Regions from separate parts of the Homo sapiens genome. Here region 2 is linked to region 1. The links are chromatin contacts, found by Hi-C or POLR2A ChIA-PET in ENCODE. All regions are on one chromosome and are shown on one strand. Each heading gives the region's core, a stretch centred on a gene start or an enhancer-like site at or near the end of the contact. The rest is flanking DNA. Distances are from core to core; before and after follow the strand shown.

Region 1 (4,979 bases), core at 1,678-4,177:
TAGGTGTTACTGAAAAAAAGACTGGCGAGTCCTGCCTGGTCTTTACACGCTCGTTATTCTGGATATGATGCACAACACGAGTCATTGCCCAGAATGAATTATGTGAGCAGCCCCAAGTATATTCCCGCGTGTACCGCAAAGGGGAGGGAATGACAAGTAGTATTTGTCACCTGCAGTAAGGTGGCCACAGTGAATCTAAACAGGGAAAGGTTCCATTGCATCGATTTAAGATGGATGCTGACAACTAGCAGAGGAGGGTAAGCAGAATGCTGAGTCTAGAAACAGTGGCAGGAGGAAGAGAGAAGTTGGGGTTAAGGGGAGCTTTGATAGCTGTCTTCAGATAGATGTCCTCCATGTGAGGACCAGCATGTGATAATTCCAGACCAGCTGGGGCCATGCATGAGTGAAATGTCTGCCTATCTGTTGCTGGAAGTATTCAGGTAGTGGCCAGATGCTCATCTGTAAAATAATGGAATAGAAGGGATTCTAGGGTCGGCTGGGCATGGTGGGTCATGCCTGTAATCCCAGCACTTTTGGGAGTCCGAGGTGGATGTATCATTTGAGGTCAGGAGTTTGAGACCAGCCTGGCCAATATGGTGAAACCCCACCTCTACCAAAAATACAAAAATTAGCTGGGCATGGTGGCGGGCATCTGTAGTCCCAGCTACTCAGGAGGCTGAGGCAGGAGAATTGTTTAAACCCGGGAGGTGAAGGTTGCGGTGAGCCGAGATTACGCCACTGCGCTCCAGCCTGGATGACAGAGCGAGACTCTGTCTAAAAAAAAAAAAAATGGATTCTAGGGCCAATGTGACCTTTCTCCTCGGACACTGGAATGAAAGGAAACTACCAGTGGTAATCTATGTAGTAGCCATTGCTAGTGTGAGGTGGATATTTTAAACCAGTCACAGTCTAAAAGTCATTCCATGGACTAACCAAGTCTCTGTGGAAAGCATTTGGTTTCACAGTTAATCTAATTTGTGGATCGAAACAGAACTTCTAGGAAGAAGTCCTTGTCAGCAGGAAGGCTACAGGGGGAGCAGTGAGTCTGACTTGGTAGCTGCACACGAGAATCACCCGGAGAGCCTACGGCCCAGCACACTTGGTGCTCACCAGACCAGCTAATTGGCATCACTAGGGGTGGGACCTGGCCCTGGCATTCTTTTTTTTTTTTTGAGATGGAGTCTTTCTCTGTCGCCCAGGCTGGAGTACAGTGACGCCATCTCGACTCACTGCAAGCTCCCACCCTGGGTTCAAGCGATTCTCCTGCCTCAGCCTCCTGAATAGCTGGGACTACAGGCGCCCACCACCACGCCCGGCTAATTTTTTGTATTTTTAGTAGAGACGGGGTTTCACCATGTTAGCCAGGATGGTCTCGATCTTCTGACCTCGTGATCTGCCCGCCTCGGCCTCCCAAAGTGCTGGGATTACAGGCGTGAGCCACCGCACCCAGCCGGCCCTGGCATTCTTAAAGCTTCCAGGTGATTCCAGTGTTGTGGCAGGGCTGGGAACACTCATACCACCTGGGATCTGCCGCACACCTGCCCTTGCTGCTGATGCTCATTGCTGTGGCCCTCACTGTGTGACTGCTATAGCACCAACACACCTTTGTTGAGTTTATGTTTTGGGGAAGGTTGATCTCAAGTGTATTTGTTTAAAGACTCCACCCAACGTTCACTCTTGGTGGTGAAGGCAGGGGACACAACTCTCTGGATGTTGGATTTACAGCATTAGTAAGTCTGTTCAATATAATTTAAAGCCTGATTATAAATGATTTTAGGATGTCTTAATGTTTCTGTTCCTAAAGCCTTTAAGAAAAGTCCATAGATTTCATCTGCATTTTCCATACAGGGTGCAGGTGATAGGTGATTTGAATACTTGCTATTTTGTAGCCTTTCCCATTCTGAAATTCACTTTCAGTTCACTCAGAGATGTAGGTGAAAGACAGCAGTGGCAGTGAAGGAAAGTGGGAGAATGAAAGGATCAGAGTGTGGAGAGATGACCACAGCCACTGAGGCAGGTGTGCTGTTGTTACTTTTGAAAAGAATGGCAAGGCAATCAGCTTGCATTTCCTAGTTTGGGACCACCATGCTTAGAATCAGATTGACTGAGGAGCTTTACAGAGACTCTCACTTGCACAGTATTTAAAAGAAAAAAATGTGTGTGTGTGTGTGTGTGTGTGTGTGTGTGTGTGTGTGTGTATGTATATAAATTTTTAAAGTGCCCACTTGGCCGGGTGCAGTGGCTCACGCCTGTAATCCTAACACTTTCAGAGGCTGAGGCAGGAGGATTGCTAGAGCCCAGAGCTTGAGGCTGCAGTGAGCCGCAGTCGTGTCACTGCACTCCAGTGTGGGCAACAGAGTGAGACCCTGTCTCAAAAAAAAAAAAAAAAAAAAATTTAAAAGGTGCTCACCCACACAACCTGGAACCTAGCCATGTGTATGAAATGTGTGGTAGGGCATAATTGCCCCCCTTAATCTCCCTGAAACTTGTTTAGATAACTTTGTGAAATAAAACGTTACATCTCCATGTTGTTTCTGTCTTCGTGCTGTACTGTGGTGATGGCCATTAGTTAAGGGGATAAAAATACTGAAATACTGTCTAGTTTGCATAGTTCATTGCCAGATGGTTTCATTTTCATTCTTTTACTGTTAGAGTTCATCCTGTTGTCATTAGGCATGCCTTACTACAAAGTCTCTTATTTAATCTAAATGTAGGGATATAATAGATTTTTATCCTTTTAAAACTCATCTTTTAGCTATGGCGACTTTGACTTCCTGCCAAAATCCTGTTACCCTAGCAACAGGTAAAAAATTTTTTAAAAAACCAGTTTCTCCTATCTTTTTTGGCTTAGAACTTATTTGTGATCTCAAGGTTTTAGGAGAAATATCTTTAAATCAGTTGCATGTTCTCTTCTATCTCTGGTTGACTGTTAGAGAGTGATGGCTTCTCACTTGATTCTGCATTTGTGTCAGATGTGATTAAAAGGCACATTAAGAGTTTGTATATTCATGCTAGAAATGTATATCACTGCTGGCTTTATGAAACTTATTTTTCATTAGTTTTGGCCACTGGAATTGATATTTTGTTTGTGTGTGTGTGTGTGTGTGTGTGTGTGTGTGTGTGTGTGTGTGTATACACAGTTTTTCTTTTTTTTTTTAGACAGAGTCTCGCTCTGTCGCTCAGGCTGGAGTGCAGTGGCGTGATCATAGCTCAGTGCTACCTCACACTCTTGGTCACGAGCAATCTGCCAGCCTCAGCCTCCTGAGTAGCAGGGACTACAGGTGAACACCACCATGCCTGGCTAATTTTTATTGATTTTCATTTTTTTGTAGGGAGTTCGGGGTAGAGGGAGTTGTCTTTGTTGCCCAGGCTTGTCTCAAACTCCTGGCCTCAAGTGATCCTCCAGCCTTGGCCTCCCAAAGTGCCAGGATTACAGATGTGCGCCATCACACCTGGCCTATAATTTTATTATATTCTAAATATTTTTACTTCATATATTTCTTATATATTTATATACTATAGATCATATATAATACATATTTCTTATACTATATAAATCTATAATTTTTAATACTAACTTTTATTATAATTTATATTTTATTAGTTTATTTGATATTTTATTAGTATGGTTTACTATATGTAGTTTTCTGAAGTCCTCCACTTGATTTAATAAGAACTTTTTTTAATGTAAGGCTATAAATGTGTTGTAAAAAGGATGTTGAAAATTTTTGGTTCAGAGCATATTAAAGTACATATTGAACTATTGGTGATTTTGGTAGCTTGTGGCTAAATTGGAAGGCGGGGTGTTAAGGATACTGGGGCTAACACTGTCTGAGGGCTTACCCTACTTACTATCTCATTGCAGCAGGCTCCTGAGGGGAGACAGTTACGAATCCCACTTTTAGGTGAGGAAATGAAGCCTGAGAAAGGTTCAATAACTTACCCCAGGGTTTTGCAGCCTGCCAGAGGCAGGTTTCTAGCCCAGACTCTGCAGTTTGCACAGAATGAAAGCTGACATTTCAAAAGCTGCTTAATTTTAGTCTCCTTGAATCTTTCAATATAGATGTGGGACAGTTAGCAGATATGTCTTTCCATCCAGTTTTTACTTCTGCTTTTGATGTAGTCATTTTCATTTCATTTAGGTGTTCAATCTTGGTTAAAGTTGGTTATGCCATCATTAACTGGACGTGTGTGTAGTTTTGGAAGACTGTGAATGTCCTGGTTTTATATTCCTTAGCTGGGGTCTGATGCTTTCTGGAATTACTTGCAGTTGCTGTTAACAGCATCATGGTGTCGTTAATTAATTGGGCAAATCTTCCTGCAGAATTATGAAATGTTTTAGAGTGGCTTGAATTTAGCAGTTGCCTGGGATGTATCTGGGGGCTGCATGGATTGTAGCAGGGCCTGAGCCTTATGAGGGACAGAGCCTCTTCCTGCAGTGTCTCGGAAATCTGGAGAAATGCACAAGAGAGAGGCCCTTTCTTGACTCCAGGAGTTATCTTAAAGCAGAGGCTCTCGAGGCAGAGAGCACAGTTAGAATCAGGGTTTTTTTGAGTCTGGTTATGGGGGTTTGGGATGTGGAGAAGTGGGTAGGACCTGGGTAGGAGTGAAGTCTATTTTTAAATTTCTCTAGATAATTGTGTTACCTTCACACTTACATACGTTCCCTCCTACTCTCCTACCCTCTCTCTTCTCCTTGAGTAGTTCTGCTGTAAAGGGATTAAGCTGAGAGATAAGCTATTTAGAGGATTTTGCTCTTAATGCTGGAGAGTTTATAAAAGCTGCCTAACAGGAAGATGAGATTGGAGAATAATTTCAGTTTAGGAGTTATATATTTTTAAGAATAGCTAGAAAAACCATGAGTTTTTACTTTGGGAATTATCTTTCATTTAAAATGTTTATCTAAAATTACTTGCCTTGGTGTTTATAATTTGTTTCTAAATTATATTTTATAACTATTATGTGTTTTAGCAAACCTG
Region 2 (4,979 bases), core at 1,611-4,110, 49 kb after region 1:
AGGCTGGGAAGTAGACTTCCCAGCATGGTGTTGGCATGGTGTTGGCATCTGGTAAGGGACTTTGTGCCGTGTTATCCCGCAGTGGAAGGTGGAAGGGTAAATGAGAGAGAAAGCATAAGGAACTAGGCTAGCTTTTATAATAACCCACTCTCTACACAAGTGACCCGGTCCTGCAATAATGACATTAGTCCATTATTAGGTCTCTTATTAGGCCTAATGAGCTCTTATTAGACCTCACCCTCCAATACTGGTACACTGGGGACTCAGTTTCCAACACATGAATTTTGGGGGAGACAGTCAAACCATGACACTCACCAACACTTAATTGGATTAACTTTAAAAATTTTAACCAATACAGTAGGTAGAAAAGAGTGGTATCTAATTGTCGTTCACTGGCAAGGCTGAACAGCTTTCTCATATTTATTAATCAGTTGGATTTCCTTCTCCAAGGGTTTCCTGTTCATATCTTTTGTGGATTTTAAATTAGTTTCTTTGACTTTTTAAAAATGTTTGCTTTGTGCCGGGTGCAGTGGCTTACGCCTGTAATCTCAGTACTTTGGGAGGCCGAGGCAGGTGGATCATGAAATCAGGAGTCTGGGACCAGCCTAGCCAACATGGTGAAACCCCATCTCTACTAAAAATATAAAAATTAGCTGGGTGTGGTGGTGCATGCCTGTAATCCCAGCAACTTGGGAGGCTGAGGCAGGAGAATTGCTTGAACCTGGGAGGTGGAGGTTGCAGTGAGCTGAGATCACATCACTGCACTCCAGCCTGGGCAACAGAGTGAGACCCCACCTCAAAAAAAAAAAAAAGTTTGCTTTGTAAGAGTTCTTTATATGTTCTGAATGCGATTCTTTATCTAAGCTATAAATATGGTGACTGTGTTCTCTCCTTATCTTTTAACTACGTTCTTGGTGCCTTGAAGAGTTTAAAGGAGGGGAGGGACATGGTCAGTCTTGTGATTCAGCTCAGTCTAGAAGATCACTGATGGCTATAAACGGCCAAGTTGGACACCAGCTCTAAAGTTCTGAGTGTGGTGAGAAACAAGGAGACTCAAACTCATTGGAAGAAAAATGGGAGGGTCGGTAATTCTCATTCCAGCAAAAACCTGGAATAATGAAAACCTATGGAAAAGAGGTCACTGATAACCAGCACCCACTGGCTGAGCCCAAGAGGTCTGATGCAGTGGAACTGGCCAAAGAAGAGGCGAGGGCTCCTGTCAAAAGCCAGTTAACCCGGTGAACTCAGCAAGTACCGTTTGTCAAGTTAGGACCAGGAGGTTTTCAAAATGACATATTCCTTTTTTTTTTTTTTTTTGAGACAGAGTCTCTCTCTCTCTCTCAGGCTTGAGTGCAGTGGTGTGATCATGGCTCACTGCTGCCTTGACCTTCCCTGGTGAGGTAATCTTCCCACCTCAGTCTCTCGAGTAGCTGGGACTACAGGTGCAAGCCACCACGCCTGGCTAATTTTTTGTACTTTTGTAGAGAGATGGGGTTTTGCCACATTGCCCAGAGTGGTCTTGAGCTTGTGGGCTCAAGCGATCCACCTGCCTCAGCCACCAAAAGTGCTGGGATTACAGGTGTGAGCCACCACACTCGGCCTATGTAGTTCCTTTTTTTTTTTTTTTTTTTTTAAAGCACACATGTAAGCAAAATGCAGTTCCTTCAACCTGATTTCCAGACTAAATCTCAGAAATCCAATTGCAGTAGTTAAGACAGAAATGCTGGAGGAGCTGGGTCATTTCACAAGCTCTATTGGGGTTTTCTCCTCACTCCTTCTAAGGATTACCATTATCTTTAGTTATGTCTAAGAATCTATATTCCAAACTGACAAGTAAAAACTGGGTCCTTGTGTCTATTTTAAAGAGTAAGAGGTTATGAATTCAGCTTAAACTGGGTTTGAATACACAGCTCTAATTCTTGCTAGCAAGTAAAAGGAGGTAGGTTTATGTTGTTGTGTATATTACTTATCATTTCTGAGCCTCAGTTTTCTCACTTCTACTACCCTTTACTGGTAATGTGACCTTGAGTGAATGACGTGACCTCCCTGTGCCTCAGTTTCCGTATCTGTAAAATGGGGACTATAATGATTACTTAGCTCATAACATTACACAGTTGTGTGAGGGTTAAATGAGACAATGGACAGAAAGCAACTCAAAACATGCCTGGCACACACTAGGGCCTACGTGTTAGTTGTTATTGTTACTGATGTCAAAACTGGGAGAAGCCTTTAGGGTCCTGAAGGCAGTCACCCGGTATGTATGGTGTGTGTGTGTCTGTGTGTCTGTGTGTGCATTTGTATGTGTGCAAGTGGTACTGCCTACACAGTGGTCCTCAAAGTGGTTCCTAATCAGCAGCATCTGTATCACATGAGAATTTGATAAAACACAAGCTCAGGCACATGTTATACCTACTGAATCAGAAACTCTGGTTGTGGGGCCCAGCATTCTGTGTTTTACCAAGCCTGCAGGGACACTGAAGCATGCTAGCCTGTGAAAACCGCAGGCCACCATTGCCCCTGAGAAAGAAATCCACAGTAGCAGCCAGGGTAGCCTCTGTCTGAAGCATTCGCGGCAGGGCAGGGCTCTGATCCCACCCTCCTGCCCCTTCTCCCGCCTCCCTGGGGTTAGGGGCTGACCAATATTCCTGGTCATTCACTCATTCACCCTTCTGCCCTCTGCCTTCTGCCCTCTTTCTTCCCTAAGAAGCTGGGGGATCACAGTCACAGGAGATTATGTCTTCTCAGTGCTGCTTCTTTCAAATAATTTGAGGGAAAATTCCAGACTGAGAGAGTTGCTTGGTAGGGCTGGAATTGCGGCTGATTCTGTGTGCCAGGGTTTTCTGCCCTGAGGGTCATGCTGTCTTCTCTACACTCTTTAAATTTCTGAGGTGGCACACACTCTGGGGGTTGGGCTGTCACATGTTCTTGAACACATACACTTCACCAGACAGAGTGTAAGAATGCACAAGCAAAAACCTCCAAATCCTTGAGGAGCAGGCACATAAAAGAGGGACATTGAATTGAATAAACATATGTACTATGGGAAGCTGAATGATTGGAACAGGTGGGTCATCAGGAATTTTAAAAAGCACAATAAATATAATCAGAGATAAGGGAGAATATGACTGATACAAAGCACGAAAACACAATCAGGAAAAGTCAAGAGGAACAGTTGAAATCAAAACAAAATTGATGGGATAGATAGTAAGATGGACAGAGGCCAAGAAAAATTAGTGAGCTGGAAGATCAGTTTGAAGATCTCTCAAAGCAGTGCAGAAAAGGATAAAGAGACATGAAGGTAAAAGAAAAACCAAAGAATATTGAGGCTAAAGGTGCCAACAGTTGGATAATAGAAACCAAAAGGAGAAATGTAACAAAGCAAACGGAAGGAAGGCAATATTTGAACGCATAATGACAATACTTTCTCTGGAATTAAAGGAAGATTAAAAATATCAGATTGAAAGGGTTTACAGGATGCTAAAACAAATAAAGAAAATTTACACTTGAGTACATGTCAGTAGAGATAAAATTAAGAATATTAAAAGCAATGAGGAAATCCTAAAAATTTCTGGAGAGAACAGCAATCAGATTGACATCAGACTTCAAAATGACAGAAGAAAAGCTGAAAGAGAAACCTTCTCTGTATGGAAACTAAATATTATATTACCAGCTAACTCTTTGTAAAAAAAAAAGAAAGTGTACTGGAAAGTTGCACACACACACACACACACACACACACACACACACACACACACACAAACACTTAGAGCTGAATGATAATGAAAACACCAGAGGTCAAAATTTAGATACAGATATAGCAGTACTTAGAGGGAAATTCCTAGCTCTCAATACATGTTATAAGGACACAAGGAAGGTTGAAAACATGAGCTAAGCAATCAACTCCATAAATTTATAAAAGATAGATCAATCTCAAAGAAACAATAAGGACATAATAAAAATAAGGTCAGACCAGCCTGGCCAACACAGTAAAACCCCGTCTCTACTAAAAACACAAAAATTAGCTGGGCATGGTGGCAGGTGCCTGTAATCCCAGCTACTCAGGAGGCTGAGGCAGGAGAATCACTTGAACCCAGGAGGCAGAGGTTGCAGTGAGCCGAGATGGTGCCACTGCACTCAAGTCTGGGCAACAGACTGAGACTCCATCTCAAAAAAAAAAAAAAAAAAAAAAAAAAGTCAGAAATGAATGAGACAGAAAAGAAACAAACCCATAAAGAATACCAAAATTAGCAAAACCAAAAGCTGATTGTTAGAGTCCTCAAGCAATAGTGAAGGAGGACAAGTGAGAAAAGATAGAAATAAAAACTGAAGAATGAAAAAGGAGTAAATATAGATACAACAAAGAATAAAAAATTATAAATGAATATTTGGAAAGCAAGACAAAACAAATAAATTAAAAATTTTTTGAATGATTCAAAAAGAAATAGAAAAATGGAAAACTATTAAGCATTTAAAAAATGGAAATTAAGACCTTTCTTCTCACTGAATTATAGACTATGATGGTTGAAACAGTTCCATTCTACCCAACTTCTTACAATATACAATCTCAGTTGTTCCAGCAAACTTCAAAAGTGTGAAAGTTGTCCATCTCACTTTACTTTTTTAAACCTTTTTATTTTAAATAATTATAGCTTCACAGGAAGTTGCAAGACTAGTTCAGCAATGTATCAGTTGTACCCATGGGATTTTAATTTATGGAAGTGACTTAGCATCTCCATTGAAAGGACAATGCCATTGAAAGATGATTTTTAGGCTGGGCATGGTGGCTCACGCTTGTAATCTCAGCACTTTGGGAGGCCCAGGCGGGAGGATCATGAGGTCAGGAGTTCAAGGCCAGCCCAGCCAACATGGTGAAACCCCATCTCTGCTAAAAATACAGAAAAATTAGCTGGGCGTGGTGGTGGGTGCCTGTAATCCCAGCTACTCGGGTGGCTGAAGCACAGACTTGCTTGAACCTGGGA

What was found. Hi-C counts contacts between places; a loop is a spot of excess contacts on that map. ChIA-PET counts read pairs that join two places held with the same protein, here RNA polymerase II (POLR2A). Pooled maps may share reads with other maps.
Region 2: a loop to region 1 is called in a pooled map, with 2.9 times the contacts of the local background. The contact joins two enhancer-like sites. A Hi-C loop is called at or near these places in 1 of 37 single-sample maps with no recorded cell type and 3 of 50 pooled maps. POLR2A ChIA-PET finds 5 or more read pairs at or near these places in 9 of 52 experiments (A673, AG04450, B cell and 6 more).

What each region holds. Positions count from the first base shown.
Region 1 is chr18:58,961,449-58,966,427 of GRCh38, forward strand. The region is part of intron 7 of ZNF532 (zinc finger protein 532); the gene reads left to right. Among named protein-coding and RNA genes, the nearest start is that of ZNF532, 99 kb to the left of the region's middle. Within about 2 kb of position 2,928, at least 4 of the 41 ENCODE cell types and tissues checked have a DNase peak (open chromatin) inside an H3K27ac peak, as active enhancers do.
Region 2 is chr18:59,010,536-59,015,514 of GRCh38, forward strand. It overlaps the pseudogene OACYLP. Among named protein-coding and RNA genes, the nearest start is that of SEC11C, 130 kb to the right of the region's middle. Within about 2 kb of position 2,861, at least 3 of the 41 ENCODE cell types and tissues checked have a DNase peak (open chromatin) inside an H3K27ac peak, as active enhancers do.